2 separate regions of the Homo sapiens genome follow, and region 2 is linked to region 1. A link is an interaction called in ENCODE POLR2A ChIA-PET data of the cell type or tissue named here. Cell type or tissue: endothelial cell of umbilical vein. All regions are shown on one strand. Each heading gives the region's core, and the rest is flanking DNA. Links, peaks and the distances in the headings are about the cores only.

What was found. Peaks named below come from ENCODE experiments on the same cell type or tissue, not always from the same donor. Only the 100,000 strongest peaks of a DNase experiment are listed, where the experiment ranks them.
Region 2: POLR2A ChIA-PET joins it to region 1 with 6 read pairs; 2 of 35 experiments call an interaction of 5 or more read pairs at or near these places.

What each region holds. Positions count from the first base shown.
Region 1 is chr10:3,423,369-3,431,428 of GRCh38, forward strand. The region is part of intron 1 of LOC105376360 (a long non-coding RNA gene); the gene reads left to right. Among named protein-coding and RNA genes, the nearest start is that of LINC02669, 75 kb to the right of the region's middle. In endothelial cell of umbilical vein, for the core only: no CTCF peak of the experiment used is centred there; DNase peaks (open chromatin) are centred at 1,293 and 2,993; H3K27ac peaks cover 2,433 bases.
Region 2 is chr10:4,816,938-4,824,997 of GRCh38, forward strand. It overlaps a transcript of AKR1E2 not described here. Among named protein-coding and RNA genes, the nearest start is that of AKR1E2, 5.2 kb to the right of the region's middle. In endothelial cell of umbilical vein, for the core only: no CTCF peak of the experiment used is centred there; no DNase peak of the experiment used is centred there; H3K27me3 peaks cover 142 bases.

The DNA of each region.
Region 1 (8,060 bases), core at 985-5,984:
AAAAAGATGGATGTGGACGATGAGAGATGCCCTTGACATCGTTCTGTGAGTAGTTAGCGCTTTAGGGGCAGCAAAGCCCTCAGCTCTGCAGAGCTGCAGAGCTGCAGAGGGGAGGCGGATCCCAGCGATTCTGAGAAAGCCTGGCTTCAGGAGGAAGTGTGAGAGAGCAGAGACTTGAGTGGACCAGGGAGTGCAGAGGATGGGAAAGGAGGCGGCTCCAGGGGAAGCACGGGACCAGGTGGTGCATGCGGGGCGAAGGGAGGGTAGTGTCCCATGTGTCCGTGTCCTGGCCAGGCGTGGCTCACTGTGTACCGTGACCTCAGTGCCGGCGGTGGCTCACTCTGTGTGTCAGCTTTGTGTGTATCTTCCTTTTTGAGCTACTATTGAGCCTGGATCCTCCAGCCCCTTTGCATTCTTGGTCCGGGCCCTGACTGCCAAGCTGCTGTTCCTGTTCTAATATGTGCTTGGTTTTCCTGATGAAACTCCCCATCCCAAGCAGACACGCATGGGAAACCAGCCCTGCTCAGGGCTCATGGCCCTGAAGACGGCCGTGAAGACGATGTATTACAACCCTGGGCCCCATCACAAATTAGATGAGCTACCTTAAGGGTCCTTTATCCGCTGTGGCCTCTGTGCTCTGAGGTAAAAATAGCAGAGTTTGATTGAGGGCTACTCGAGATGGCTTAGCTCCGGAGAGTGATGAATGCTTCATTGTTGCCCCCAAATGGGCAATTTTCTCTGACTTCAAACAAAATGTAGGAAGGTAAAGGTAAGTTAGCAGACAAAGGAAGCACCTCCAAAAGCTGCCCTAAGACACAGAAGCCCGGTGCTGGACCCGCAGGCTTTCTGGGACAGTAGGACCCTGAGGGCTCTGAAACCTAGTGGCCTCATGGTTCTGCAGGGGCCCGTGCTCCACCTGCGCCATCCCTTCCCCGCTCCGCCTGCTATCCCTTCCCCCTACACTCCTATCTATCACCCATACAGCCCATTTTCCTTCCTGTAATACCTGCCACACCCAGGTTCACCCAAGCTGTCTTTCCCGGGAGTCCTAGAGTGAGCCTTGGGGAGAAGGGCCCCACACGTGTTGCTGAGCCCCACGCACCCCGGGGGGAGACACGACCCCCGCGGACTCACTTCCCATCCTCATGACCTTCCAGGATCTCTGCCTGGTTCTTTGTACAATCACGGAGGAGACAGCTGAAATGTTCCCTTCGGGGCATTTATAAACCGAGGTCGCTTCCTGTTTTCAGGAGGAAATGCTCCTGGAGCTGGGGAGGGCTGTGCTGCCGGGCGGGCGAGGCTCCCATCCTCTGAGTCACCCGCCCCGCTGTCTCCCCTGGGGACCACACGCCGTGCAAATCCGCCATCCATCCATTACCGTCCATTATCAGATGGAAGGCTTCCAGCCCCTAGTGAGAAGCAGGAGAGCACTAATGTCCACATGGGTACAAAGTTATTGACCATGAACTGAGGAAAGGTATTTTTTTTCCTCCTTTCCCCTGTGATTGGAATTACTAATTAGATCAACATGAAATTAAAATGATTCCAAGGCTGAAACACCTGGGGAAGAATCTCTTGAAGTCCGTTTTTTCATCACTGGGCTGAGACTAAATGATGCTGTCAACATGCCAGATTATTTCAAATTAGCTAAATTAATTAATCTAACTCAGTCTTTGGCTATATTAATCATCTGTTTTAGGTTTTTATGGGAGAAAGAATATGTGACTGTTTCAGCATAGTGCATATAGATGAACTTCATAGGCAGGTGGCTTTTCTTCTGCTCAAAGCTGGTATTTTGAAATCTAGGCAGTAATAGGGTTCCCTCAAATACACTCAGTAAATTTCACAGTTTCTTATTTTATTTTGTTTGCGTTTGAAAAGATCTACCTTTCTGCTGTTAAGACTGTAAGAAGTGAGTGTTATTTTTTCCTTGAGCACTGAAAGGTGTTGAAAAGACGAGCTCATATGCAGCCCATTTTTAGGATGATTCTCTTTTAAATGCCAGAAATCCAGAAGTATCTACCTAAGAAGAGAGAGCTGTTGAAGTTCTTTATGGACTACAGTAATCCAAAACTCTCCAGAAATGTCCAAAGCTGAGTCGTTGGTGAGGAAGCAATGTGAATCACCTATATGTGATGGAGGTGAATATATATTATATATATATTCACAATGGAGTCCACCTACCAACGCCTCTGAGTCCAAGACCAGGGGCTCTTCCTGCACAGTTAGTGACGATGCACACTGAACTTGCGTTCTCAATGTATTCCTCACAATTTGTCAGGAAATGCTTTGCGTGGAAAAATAATGATGGTGGAGAGACCAGGCACCGTGGTAGGACATGCAGCCTGTGTGAAGTAGGGCCCATTATTTTCACCATCCTACAGATAAGAAAATCAAGGCGAGGTGTCCCAGTTCACAGTCATCTCATCATGATGGAGCAGTGGGGTGCTCGCAGGGAAACATGTTGCTGCCCCTGAATGCTGAATTTCTATGACACCGGGTAAAGGGGAGGGGCCTGCAGAGGGGCAAAAGCAGGTGGAGTGCAGCTGCGTCTTGTCCTCACTCCTGGGCTCCTGGCAGGGTCTGAGCTGGGCACTAAGTACAGTCGTGGAAAATGGCCTGGACTCTGAGCCAGGAGCTCTGACCTCTTCCCTGGCCTGGCTACCATCTTGAGACAATATCTCTGGGCCTCTGTTTTCTCAGAATGAGTGATGTAGACTCCGCCACCCTCAAACCCCTGGATGCCAGGCGTGCAGTTTTCTGGAGCAAGTAGAAGAGTTACTTTTTTTTTTTTTTTTTGCAATCGCTTTTCCCAGCCATCCTGGTTCATAGGACACTGGCAATGAAAGCCATTATTACCATTCCTGCTAGTGATGCTAATGAGAATAATTTGAATTCATTTGACACGTTTCCTGGAAGGGGCCCAGATTTTATGATTATTGCTCATCTCTGCACTTTGAGATTCTGGCTGAGTCCCAGAGAAGTGGAAAAATACTGTGAGAAAGGTTGAACTTGTGGTATTTCTGGGTTGACTGGATACAGGAAGTACAGCAATCTTAGGGAAAAACATGTTTACATATTTCTCTGGATATGTATCTATATATCCTTTTTAGGGTTGGGAGGGTTGATGTTTACCGAAAGGTTTGAACTTCAGCCTCAAATAGCTGATCCCTGACCCACATTAGGTTTTGCAAAATTGGTTCAGCTGCCCCCCAGGCAGTTCCTGTAACGTTTTGGGAGGCAGAGAAGGAAAGGTGGCCTGCACTTCAGTCCCCAGGGGCCATGAAGAAGGCATTTCTGGGAGGCAATGGGCTAGAACAGGGACTTTGCAAAGTCCTGTGGAGAAGTAATGCTTACATGTTTGCCACTGCTTGTCAATATTTGTCTGGGCAATGACTAGACAATGAAATGCACAAATATTATGAAGTATTTGGGGATTTTGTTTAAATTATTTCAGGGAGAGAAGGTATCTTTTCAGGACATTGGCAGATGGGATTTAGAATGGTCCCAGATGGAATTATCCCAACTAAGGTGCCTCTCCCAATCCTCAACCTCAATTTTCTTTTAATTAGTGACCGCCATTTTTTTCTGTTATATCCAGCTCAAAACTTTTTGGTTATTCTGATATTTATCCTGACCTCAGCATGTGCCTGACTTTCTGTGCCATGTTATCTTGTACTTAATTCAGGCCTGCTTCATGTACATTTTTTTGACAAAAGAATTGATTGCAAGCATGGACTTAGCGTTAAGTTCCTGCTTTCTAATAAAAGCCTCCCTTTGTAACCCAGGTCAAGCATTTCAGAGATGCGCACAAAATCAACACTTCCTATAGCGATTATGTGCGCATTATCTTTTGGTGGAATAATGCTTTCACTGGAATAATAACGTTATCTTTTTTAAAGTATGTTAAAAAGTTGAAAACGTTAGGAATCTAGGTTCTCCCTTTAGACTGCACAGCTGATGCTGAGATTGGAAGTAATATGAGAGACATAAATAGGGCCTCAATATGCCTTTGTTTAAAGATATTAGGATCATTTTGGCCACCTACAGCAGTCACAAAAAAATCACAGGACATCTGTGAAGCATCCCTACAGTTGGCTCACACTTCACAGCCAAGCACACATTTTTATTAGATGACTTTGCTTTATTCCATCTATTTTAACAGCTGTACGCTCCATGGCTTCATAAATCTTATTCCTGTGAAACACACAGATTTTACCAGCTAGTGTACTCATGACCAAGACTTTTACCTTGAAGCAATCTTCTTTTACATGACAATGGATTTAAATGCTAGGCTGGCTTCTGTAATGTATGCACTAATGCACACACTACATACACTGACACACACACAAACACGTATGGACAATTTTGACCACTAATGTTATGGGTAAAATTGGCTCTCCACTAAAATTCATGTGTTGACATCCTAGTCTCCAGTCCCTGAATGTGACCTTATTTGAGATAGGGTCATTATGGAGGTAATCCATTTAAAATGCGGTCATTAACGTGGGTCGTAACTCCCTATGGCTGGTGTCCTTATAAAAAGAAAAAGTTTGGGCACAGAGACATCTACAGAGGGAAAACGATGTGAAAAGACACAGGGAGAAGACAGCCATCTACAAGCCACAGGAGAGGCCTGGAACAGATTCCTCCTCACAGCTGGGAAGGAGCCGACTCTGCCAGCACCTTGGTCTCTGCCTTCCAGGCTCCAGAGTTTTGAGAAAATAAATTGCTGCTGCTTAAGCCTCCCAGTCTGTGGTACTTTGTTCTAGAAGCCTGAGCCAACTCACAACTAGTGGCACAAAGCTGCCAGCCGGTGGATAATGCCTTTCAGCAGCTGCAGAGGCGGAGGTGGGGACGGTCAGTGCCAGGGTCCCTCACCCCAGCAGCTGGGTGTGACCTGCCTCTGGTGTTGGACACACAGGATTTGGACTCGGGGCAGCTATGGCGTCAGCAGAGTCTCTGTAGACCTGCCTGTGGGATGAGGTTGGCTGTGCCTCCAGATTCATCTCTGTTTGTCTTTACCCATTTTATTTTTTTTTTTTATTTTTGAGATGAAGTGTCACTCTGTTGCCCAGGCTAGAGTGCAGTGGCATGATCTCAGCTCACTGCAACCTCCGTCTCCCAAGTTCAAGTGATTCTCCTGCCTCAGCCTCCCAAGCAGTTGGGATTACAGGCATGCGCTACCATGTCTGGCTAATTTTTATATTTTTAGTAGAGGGGCCGTTTCACCATGTTGGCCAGGTTGCTCTCGAACTCCTGACCTCAGGTGATCTGCCCACCTCGGCCTCCCAAAGTGCTGGGATTACAGGTGTGAGCCACCGTGCCTGGCCTGACTTTACCCATTTTCTAAGCCAAGCAATGGCTCTTCACAGATATATTTTCTTCTTAGATCATTCAAAGTTACTGTGGGTTGCAACTGACAATCTTGACTGATACAGAAATTGGTACCAAGATTTGTTGTAGCCAGGAGGCTCTGGAAATTTGAGATGATTCTAAGAATTTTCTTAGGCTTAGGTACCTAAATTGAAGGAACAACAAAGAACCATAAAAAATAAATTTCAGTCGCCAGGAAGTTCTTCATATTGAAGCCGTCCTCACAGAGTTAACAAGAATTCTGGACAGAAATGTAGTTATAGTTAAGCATTAATCACGCTGCACTGTGGCCCAATTTCTTATAAACAGAAGTCACTGAGCACTAGATACTGACCATTCACATTCTTATAGATAGGAGTCCTTTAAATAGGATTTCTGTAAGGCTTTTGTTTAAGAATTGCTTCAGATGTTTTTCAGATCTCAAATTCCAGAAAAATAGCTGAGTCCACCAATTTGAAGACCCCAAAGAGTAATGGAATCAGTCTGAGAATACAGCTTCTTCCTCTCCCTGTCTCATAATGTCACCCTGCACTCTTCAACCAATGGTCTCCACACCTCAGCCCACTCCAAAACCGTTAAAAACCCTAACCTCAGCTGGGCTCAGTGGCTCACACCTGTAATCCCAGCACTTTGGGAGGCTGAGGCGGGTGGATCACCTGAGGTCAGGAGTTCGAGAGCAGCTTGGCCAACATGGTGAAACCCTGTCTCTACTGAAAATATAAAAATTAGCAAGACATGGTGGCGGGCATCTGTAATCCCAGCTATTTGGTAAGTTGAGGCATGAGAATCCCTTGAGCCAGGGAGGCAGAGGTTGCATTGAGCCGAGATCGTGTCACTGCACTCCAGCCTGGACGATAGAGACTCTGTCTTAAACAAACAAACAAACAAAGAAACAGGAAAACCTAACTCCAAACCCCTCTGGGAGACAGATTTTAGGTTCCTCCTGTCTCCTTGTCTGCGTCCCTGAGACAAAACCTCTTTCTTTGCTGCAAGTTGGTGTCTTGGCATATGGACTTGCTGTGCAGTACGTGTTGGGCTTGCAATGAGCCTATTACTGTTACGATAAGATACGGGAGAATAGTGAGATGCAGTGCTGTGCTGTGCAGTGGACACCAGCCGCTGTGAGTTTCACCCTGATGCTGAAGGGAGGGGGCGGGCAGATGAGCTGCCATCATTTTTCTTCTGCTTGGCAGGTATTCACAGGACTTGACTTGGATTTCAACGTCTCTTCTGGTTCTTACTTTTTTGTTCTGTTTTTATCTGGGATTTGTTAGGAGGAAGACAGTGAAGTCTAAACAGCTGACAGAAATAATTTTTAAGGCTCAGTTGCCTGGAACGGAAAACCAAGTATTAAAGAAGGCATTGAGCTGAGTGAGGTCTCTAGGATTAGACAAAACCCTAAATGGTAAAATAGGAGGGAGTGAGGAGGTGATGGTGTTTTCCTGTTTCCTCCTTAATTTACAGGAAAAGGAAGAAGGAATAAACCAGTATGTTCCGCAGTTTCAAAATACAGTCATTTAGCTCTGAAATGCTAAATCTGAAATGAAGCTCAAAGCTGGAAGCTTCCATCATAAGAAGGGTATAAAATTGTCTACCTAAACATTTCAGGAAAATCAAGATTTTTTTTAACGTTGAGATATGGAAAAAAGGTTCCACAGAGTGTATAGGTTGGTATTTGTATTTTAAAAGATTATTTTAAGGTTTTGTGTCTTAAATGAGTTGTGCAAAGTCTAGTAATTAGAGCTTGAAGATATTCATGGTCTTCTTGTCTCTAGCCTTGGCATCAAATAATCTAGCAGCCATATTCCAATCAAAGTGGCTTTTCTCAATCACATATCTGCTTCTGGATATCACTTAATGTGACCCAGCCTCCCACTAGCTCTCGACACCCAAAGTCCTCCTGCCTTCACCCATCTGTCTTGAGCTCCCTTCTGCACATGCCATCAGCCTGCCCAATGCACAGGATGTGGAAACCAGTGAACCTGGCTTTCTCATCCTTCCTGTGCCTCCCAGCTGTGCAAATTGGGTCAAGTTAACTTCTCTCTACTTAGTCTTCTTTGTACAAGATGCAGATAACCATACTGTCTAATAAGATTGATGGGAGAGGAAGTAAAAGCAAAAATATGTAGTCCACCTGCAAAATGCCTGACTAAGAGCAGATGTGCCTTTTCCTGTTCCCACTCCGCACCCATGAACATCCCACCATTACTTGTAAGTAGGCCGAGTAAAGGGAGGTTTAATAGAGGTAGACCTGGTGGAAGTAGGTCTAGTAGAGGTAGTCCTGGTAGAGGTAGGTCTGGTAAAGATAGGCCTGGTAGAGGTAGGTCTAGTAGAGTTAGATCTGGTGGAGATAGGACTAGTAGAGGTGGATCAAGTAGATGTGGATCTAGTAGAGGTGGATCTAGTGGAGGTGGATCTAGGGGAGGTGGATCTCGTGCGGGTGGATCTAGTGGAGGTGGATCTAGCGGAGGTGTATCTAGTGGGAGTGTGCCTCATGGAGGTGGATCTTGTGGAGGTGTATCTAATGGAGGTGGATCTCGTGGGGGTGGATCTTGTGTGGTGAATCTAGTGGGGGTGAATCTAGTGGAGGTAGGCCTAGTAGAGGTAGGTTTTATAGAGATAGGTCTGGTAGAGAAAAGTCTAGTAGAGGTGGATCTAATGGAAGTAGGACTAATAGAGTTAGA
Region 2 (8,060 bases), core at 1,318-6,317, 1.4 Mb after region 1:
CTGGGTCATTTATGAAGAAAAGAGGTTTAATTGACTCACAGTTCTGCATGGGTGGGGAGGCCTCAGGAAACTTACAACCTTGGCAGAAGGCAAAGGGGAAGCCAGCACATCTTAACATGGCCGATCAGGAGAGAGAGAGAGGGAAGCGGGTACTGTCACACACTTTTAAACCATCAGATCTCATGAGAACTCACTATCACGAGAACAGCAAGGGGGAATCTGCCCCCATGATGCAATCACCTTCCACCTGGTCCCTCCCCCAACACTGGGAATTACAAGTCAACATGAGATTTGGGTGGGGACATAAAGCCAAACCATATCACACGTCTTGCTTTTTCACTGAATGTGGGACCTTGGACACTTTCCCTATCAGCATGTGTGGCTGCACCACATGGATTTCAGTAGTGGCAGAATATTCCCTTCTATAGATTCCACAATTCATCCAATCAGTCTTTATTCTTCCAATTTAAGGCAAAACAAATTCCAATGTAAAAGCTTAAGGCCAGGCGCAGTGGCTTACACCTGTAATCCCAACACTTCGGGAGGCCAAGGTGGGCGGATCACGAGGTCAGGAGATCGAGACCATCCTGGCTAACATGGTGAAACTCCATCTCTACTAAAAATACAAAAAATTAGCTGGGCGTGGTGGCAGGCGCCTGTAGTCCCGGCTACTGGGGAGGCTGAGGCAGGAGAAAGGCGTGAACCCGGCAAGCAGAGCTTGCAGTGAGCCAAGATTGTGCCACTGCACTCCAGCCTGGGCGACAGAGCAAGAGTCCGTCTCAAACAAAACAAAACAAAACAAAAAAACAACTTAAATTAATATTAAAAATAGTTGTTGTTTCCTTCCAGTGGACTTAATTCCAACCAGGCTGGTGAAGAAGCCAGTTGGATAGCCAGTCCCTGCTGAAGGTGGATGGCCCCTGCTCTTGTCTCCCGGTTATCAGGCTCTCGCTGCTTTTGGGCCAGAGGAACAGGGCGTCCTCCTTGAGGCTGCGAGTCGTCCCTCTGAGTGCCTCTCACCAAGGGATGAAGCAGCAGCCATTTGGCCAGAGAGCAGTCACTCACCCATCCTTGGGTCCAGGAGAGGCATTGCAGGCTTTACCCTCAGATCTTTCTTTCCAAAGCTCCTTCTCTTCACCCTGTATCCAGGGCACTTGGCCTGAAGAGCCTTTGTCTTCTGGAAGCTTCTGCTGCCTTCCCTGCCCAGATCCCTCAGACAAGGAGCTGTAAGGCCCAACTCCAGGAGGAAATAAAGGAAGAGGGAAGAAGGAGAAGCAGAGAGAGGAGAGATGCATAAATTAATACCTCCAGAAGCAGCCTTGCTACAGACACATCATTTGTTCCTATTTTTTTCTCTGTGTCACACAGTGCTATAATGCAGAGGAACTGCTGCTTCGAAGGGTACGTGCCTGCACAGTCTGAGATTGGCAAGTTGCTATCCCCTGTGTGTCCCCATCGAGGGGGACAAGACCCTTTCCTTCCACATTCTCATGTGTACACGACGGGGCTTTAACATTTACTCATATATATACCATCTTCTTGTCATCTAGAGTTTCAATTCTTTCATTATAAAGAATGTGGTAATTGTTCATTTGTTTACATCTTTATCATTTATATTATTCTCCTAAATTCTTGCCCAAGACATTTGAAGCACCCTAAAACAAGAAGGCATATCTGGGTAGTTCAAACTAAGATTTTATGAAAAGATGCAAATCATTTACAGAAAGGACAAATATATTCTAGACATCTGAGATTGAATTGTTGTAAATTTGACTATGAGCTATAAAAGCTGACATATAATATCAACAATATTATTATCTAATATTATCTAATATTAGATATCATCCCATAAATGAATGCTTTCATATTATTCTAAACAAAAAATTTAGAATAAAAACCTACAGGAAATTATCTTATAGTTCTAAAATATGGGCTACCTTTCCAACTTAAAAAAAAAAAGCACAGTGGTAGTAAAGAGAAGTAGAGAGGAAATGGGGAGTTTTCCATACTGAAGAATATCTGCAATGAAGACCTGGGTACATTTTTTTAAATTACAAAACTAAAAAAATAAAGGCATCTAATATATAATTCAGTGTGGGAAAATAAAAACAAATTGCTAGTTTAACTTACCAATACTGTGAGCAATTTAAAATTGTTAGATTCCACCAAATAATTGTTAAATGAGATAAGCCAGGTAAATGTCCTAGCACAATACCTGAAGTACGGTATTCTCAATAAATTTCAGTTATTGTCATTTCAGTAGTTACAATTATTTTCAAAAGTTGTTTAATCTTTTTTTCTTTCAATCCATGTTAATTCTAACTGACTCAGCTTAAAAGGAAACTACTTCAAGATTGAATTTGAACTAGAAATGGGATCCCCTTGTAGTGATGTTTGAGAGAGCAGGGATTACTCTCCTTAAGGCTTCTATTTAACTAAAATTTTATTGGAACTGGATAACATGTGGAGGTCGGTCATAATCAATCACTGATAGACATAAATCTGCAAAGAATTCACTTGAGGGGGAGATGAGTGTCTTCCACCCCATTCAAGGTTGCCATTTTCCACAAAGTTCAGGCAGTGGAGTGAAATGCCACAATAATACTCTATTAAATCAACACATTGGTAATGTGATGGCAACACCTGTAGCCATTTCAGATACAGGCAGAAGCTCGCAGTTATTAAAGCCACATGGAGAGGGTACAGCAGGAAATGAAGAAAGAGGGAAGAAGGAGAAGCAGAGAGAGGAGAGATGCATAATTTAATACCTCCAGAAGCAACCTTGCTACAGACCATCGTCTGTTTCTATTTTTTTTCTCTGTGTCACACAGTGCTATAATGCAGAGGAACCACTGCTTTGAAGGGTATATGCCTGCACAGTCTGAGATTGACAAGTCGCTGTCCCCCGTGTGTCCCCATCGATGAGAACCACATTTATGGTTCTTGTGGTTGCTTGGACAGTCTTTATTTTCATCATGAGACAAAGATAAGGCAGACATTTCTGGTGAAAGTCTAACAGTTAAGTTGTGGTAAAAGATAGGATAGTTGGCGTTGGGCAACTTCAGTGAAAAAGAGCTCCTTATAATATCATAATCTTGTCCTCAGAAACTCGTGGACTATTATTTGTGGCTGCCTTTTCATCCTTTACTTTAGCAACTTACCGGTTGCTTTCTGTGTATGTGGGGCCAGTTTATGTGAGATTTGAAGAAGGGATTTTCCTTTATTGGGAATGTCTAATGAGCACTTACAAGCAGAATTTCCTCCCGATTTTTTTCCTCTGCACTCTGAATACTGGAAAGTGTTTTGAGGGCCTTCTGACAGTACACCACAGTGATTTTTTTTTCTGTCGTAATCCATTTATGACTAAAAAACATGATGCTTTTTGTTTTTGAGATAGAGTCTCGCTCTGTCACCCAGGGCAGAGTGCAGTGGCACAGTCTTGGCTCACTGCAACCTCTGCCTCCCAGGTTCAAGCGATTCTCCTGCCTCAGCCTCCTGAGTAGCTGAGATTACAGGCATGCGCCACCACGCCTGGCTAATTTTTGTATTTTTAGTAGAGACAAGGTTTCACCATGTTGGTTAGGCTGGTCTCGAACTCCTGACCTTGTGATCCACCCGCCTCAGCCTTCCAAAGTGCTGGGATTACAGGCATGAGCCAACGCATCTGGCCACATGATGCTTTTTTTTTGGTTGCTCACATGACAAGCTATTATTTTTGTGTCACTTTAAACAGAACTTAAGGTATAGACTTCATGCATTCCTTCTTGAGCCCTCTTCCATTACAGCAGTTAAATTTTGTCCAGATTCTGTAAACTAGTATTGCTGCCTGAGTGGCCGTGGTATTTCCTTTGAGCTGAACTTGGCCATTTTAGCTTCTTATTAGACAAAACAGTATACTTGGAGTCCTGGTGAATAACCAGACAAATGGAATTTCTTGTCCACAAAGCTCTAGCACAGTGGTTCGGCGCAGAGGCCCATGCTTCCCTACTTGATCTTGTCGTCACTGGCTCAGCCAAATGCTATTTCTCAAAGTTCATAAATCTCACATCCTCTTTGTGGAGTCTTTCCCCTTTTTGTACATGTATAATCCCCGGCCTCTAAGTAGTCTATTCACTTCTAAAGCTGTTGACTTGGCAAGATAACAACTGCATCATTCACACAAGCAAATCTGCTCTTGGAGGACAAAAAGAGGTTTATTTTGGCTTAGATGACTCCGATTGGCCATCTCCATTGAAACCTTGGCAGAAGATAGGTCCCTTGGCTACTGGGGAGAAAAGTCAAGTAAACCTTTAGTGCCAGGAATGGTGTTTGTAAAGATTCGGCATGAAGTGGTACATTTCGTCCTTGGGCTTCTTACTGGCTTCAACCCAAACAGAATCACTTAGTGCTGTTCCCCGGGTTAATGATGTTATTAGAACAATTGACTCAAAGCAAGAACTGAAAGGCTGAGTGCTTTGTTGTGAGGTGTGCAAAAATTCAAGTCTATCAAAACAGGCTTAGCAGAGCTGCCACCAGCAGGACAGCGTTTAGCTTTTGTTTGCTGCTTCTTTGATTCTTCATGGGCAGCTGGCATTTCTGTTGCTGGTTTCTACTCTCTCATCCCTAGTGGACCCTACGTTTTCTCCCCTGAGTGTGCTTATCTGTCCAGCTGCAAAAAAAAAAAACAAAAGGTGTGCTGTTGTTTCTGCACTTCTCCCTGTCCTCATCTCTCAACATCATATGTGTGCAGAGAAATCACACTTGTTGCTCTGTTGTCTCAAAAGGTCTAGCCCTGAGTTTGCTGAGGTGATGATGAAGGTTGTGTGAAGCTGTGTCAAACACTGAGAAACATACACACAGGCTGTAGCAGATGTGTGTTATTCCCTCAATGCATGCACCAGTGATGGGGATTTAGAATGAGCCACTGTGCAAAGATGCCCCAGAGAGACTATTCCCTATACATTATTATTCAGTGTAAGATACCCAATAAAGCAACTAGATAAAGAAATGCCTATATCTAAACCTAAAATATTCACTCACTCCCAGCGTTAACTTCCCTCATCCTTAAGAACAGGCTATCCATGGAGCTACCAAAATGCACTTTTAAAAAGTGTGTTCATGCTGCACTTCATATTCATGCTCCCTTTTCCCTTGACAATGTGTTATATGTTGAGAATCTTTAAATAAAACTGCTCAACCACCAAAAAATTATTTCTCCCCATTTCTATTCATCAGTACTTCTTATCTTGAAGGCTGATTTCAATAATCATTTATCCCTCACAACTTCATACAATTTCTTCCTTTTAGAGTCCCACTGAATATCATTTATATTTATCCCACGCTATTTTTTTATTCTAGTTTATATTATTACTTGTGAACTTTCCTAATCTCGTCTCCCAAACACACAAACCCTTTAGCTACTTCCATGGGAGGCTATCTTATCTATTACTCTCCACACCCCCAGCCACGGGATATGCAGGAGACACTAATGGATCTAGTATATCACACAGGAAGCAGATCACCAGGACGACAATTACAATCAGCAAATCCCAGTATCCACTAAAGACAGTGACAAGGGTAAAAAGACAATAGCTGAGAGCGAGGTAATAAGTGTTCATGAAGAATTTCTTAAGCCTCAGCATCTTAGCAGCTATAGCAGAATGCCATAACAAAGACAAAAGTATTTTGAGTGTGAAGTTATACCATGACATACAAATGCATCTGTCAATGAGGCCGTTAGAAATCTTCCAGACCAAAGGTCCCAAACACCCACCATAACCTTCTGATTCAATAGGGCACATATGGGGAAACTGTACTGTTAAAAAGCACTTCTACCAAGAAAAGGCAAAAAATGTCCCCTCACCACTCCTTCTCAACACTGTACTGGACATCCTAACTAATATAATAAGACAAAAAAGGAACTAAAAGGTATACAGGCTGGGTGCAGTGGCTCACGCCTGTAATCCCAGCACTTTGGGAGGCCAAGGAGGGTGGATCATGAGGTCAGGAGTTTGAGACCACCCTGACCAACAAGATGAAACCCCATCTCTACTAAAAACATAAAAATTAGCCAGGCATAGTGATGCATGCCTGTAATCCCAGCTACTCATGAGGCTGAGGCAGGAGAATCGCTAGAACCCAGGAGGCAGAGGTTGCTGTGAGCCGAGATCCCGCCACTGCACTCCAGCCTGGGTGACAGAGTGAGACTCTGTCTAAAAAAAAAAAAAAAAAAAAAAAAAAAGATATACAGTTTGGGAAGAAAAAAATTAAACTGTCTTTGTTCACAGGTGACATTATTTGCTATCTTAATTTAATTTCCAAAGAATTGATGAAAAGCTTCTGAAACTACTAAGCAATTATAGCAAGGTTGCAGAAGACAAGATTAATATACAAAAATCAACTATTTTCCTATATACCAGAATTCAACAAGTGGTATTTGAAATTAAAAGCACAGTACCATTTACATTAGCACCCCCGAAAATGAAATACTTATGTATAAATCTAACAAAATACATATGAGTCCTATATAGGAAAACTACAAAACTCTGATGAAAGATGTAAAAATAAATAAATAAATCGAGTGATATTCCATGTTCATGAATACAAGGACTCAATATTGTCAAGACATCAGCTCTCCCCAAACTGATCTAAACATTCAGTGTAATCTCATCAAAATCTTACTAAATTATTTTGTGGATAAACTGAATCCATAGTTCATATGAAGAAGCAAAAGACACAGAATAGATAACTCAATATTGAAGGAAAAGAACAAAGTTAGAGGACTCACACTACCTGACCTCAAGACTTACAATAAATCTACTGCAGTAATCAAGACAGTGTGGTATTTATGAAACAGGCAAATGGATCAATGGAACAAAATAGCACAGAAATAGATCACCACAAATATAATAAGCTGATGTTTGACAAAGGAGCAAAGGCAATACACTGGAGAACTTTCAGTCTTTTCAACAAATGATGTTGGACATCCACATGCAAAAAAATAAATCCAGACACAGATCTCACACTCTTCATTAAAATTAACTCAAAGTGGATCGAAGGCCTAAATGTAAAACACAACACTATGAAACTTCTAGAAAATAAGAGAAAATCTAGATGATCTTGGGTTTAGTGATTTTTTTTATTTTTATTTTTTATATTGATTACTGTGTTCCAGGATATTCTAATTTACTAATTTTTATTTTAATTTTTTTCTGTCTAGTCTCTGATTTTTTAATTTTAATTTTTATTTCAATTGTTTTGGGGCGACAAGTAGTGTTTGGTTGCATGGAAAAGTTATTTAGTGGTGATTTCTGATATTCTGGTGCACCCATCACCAGAGTAGTGTACATTGTGCCCAATGTGTAGTCTTTTATCTCTCACTCCCCTCCCAGCCTTCCCCCTGAGTCCCCGAAGTCCATTATATAATTCTTATGTCTTTGCAATGACTTTTAAAATACAACATCAAAGGGATGAGCCATGAAAGAAATAATTGATAAGCTCACTTCGTTAAAATAAAAATTTTTTTATTTTGCTAAAGACAATGTCAAGGAAATGAAAAGACAAGTTACAGACAGACTGGGAGAAAATATTTACAAAGACACATCTAATAAAGGACTCTTATCCAAAATACACAAAGAACTCTTAAAATCCAACAATAAGAAAATGAATGACCCAAATAAAAAATGGGCAAAAGACCTGAAAACACACCTTATCAAAGATATACAGATAGCAAAGAAGCAGAGTAAAAGATGCTCAACGTCATAGACTTATGGAATTTCTGTTAAAACAATGAAATAGCATGATACACGATTGCAGTGCAGTAGAGCTTCCCCCAGGAATACTGTTCCCAGACTTGTGCAGGGCTGGTTCCCTCACTCTTTGCCTTTCTGTTTGCAGCATAAATGCCACTTCATTGAGGTGTTGAGGATTCCCTCACTCTGTCCCTTCCGCCTCTCACCACAAGCACCTGCTTTATTTTACTATAGCACCTGCTCTTTTTTTTTCTCATGCATTTGCTTTTATGCTCTGTCCATTCATTCCTACAGATGGTGAGCTCCTGAGGGCAAGGCCCATGCAGGTCA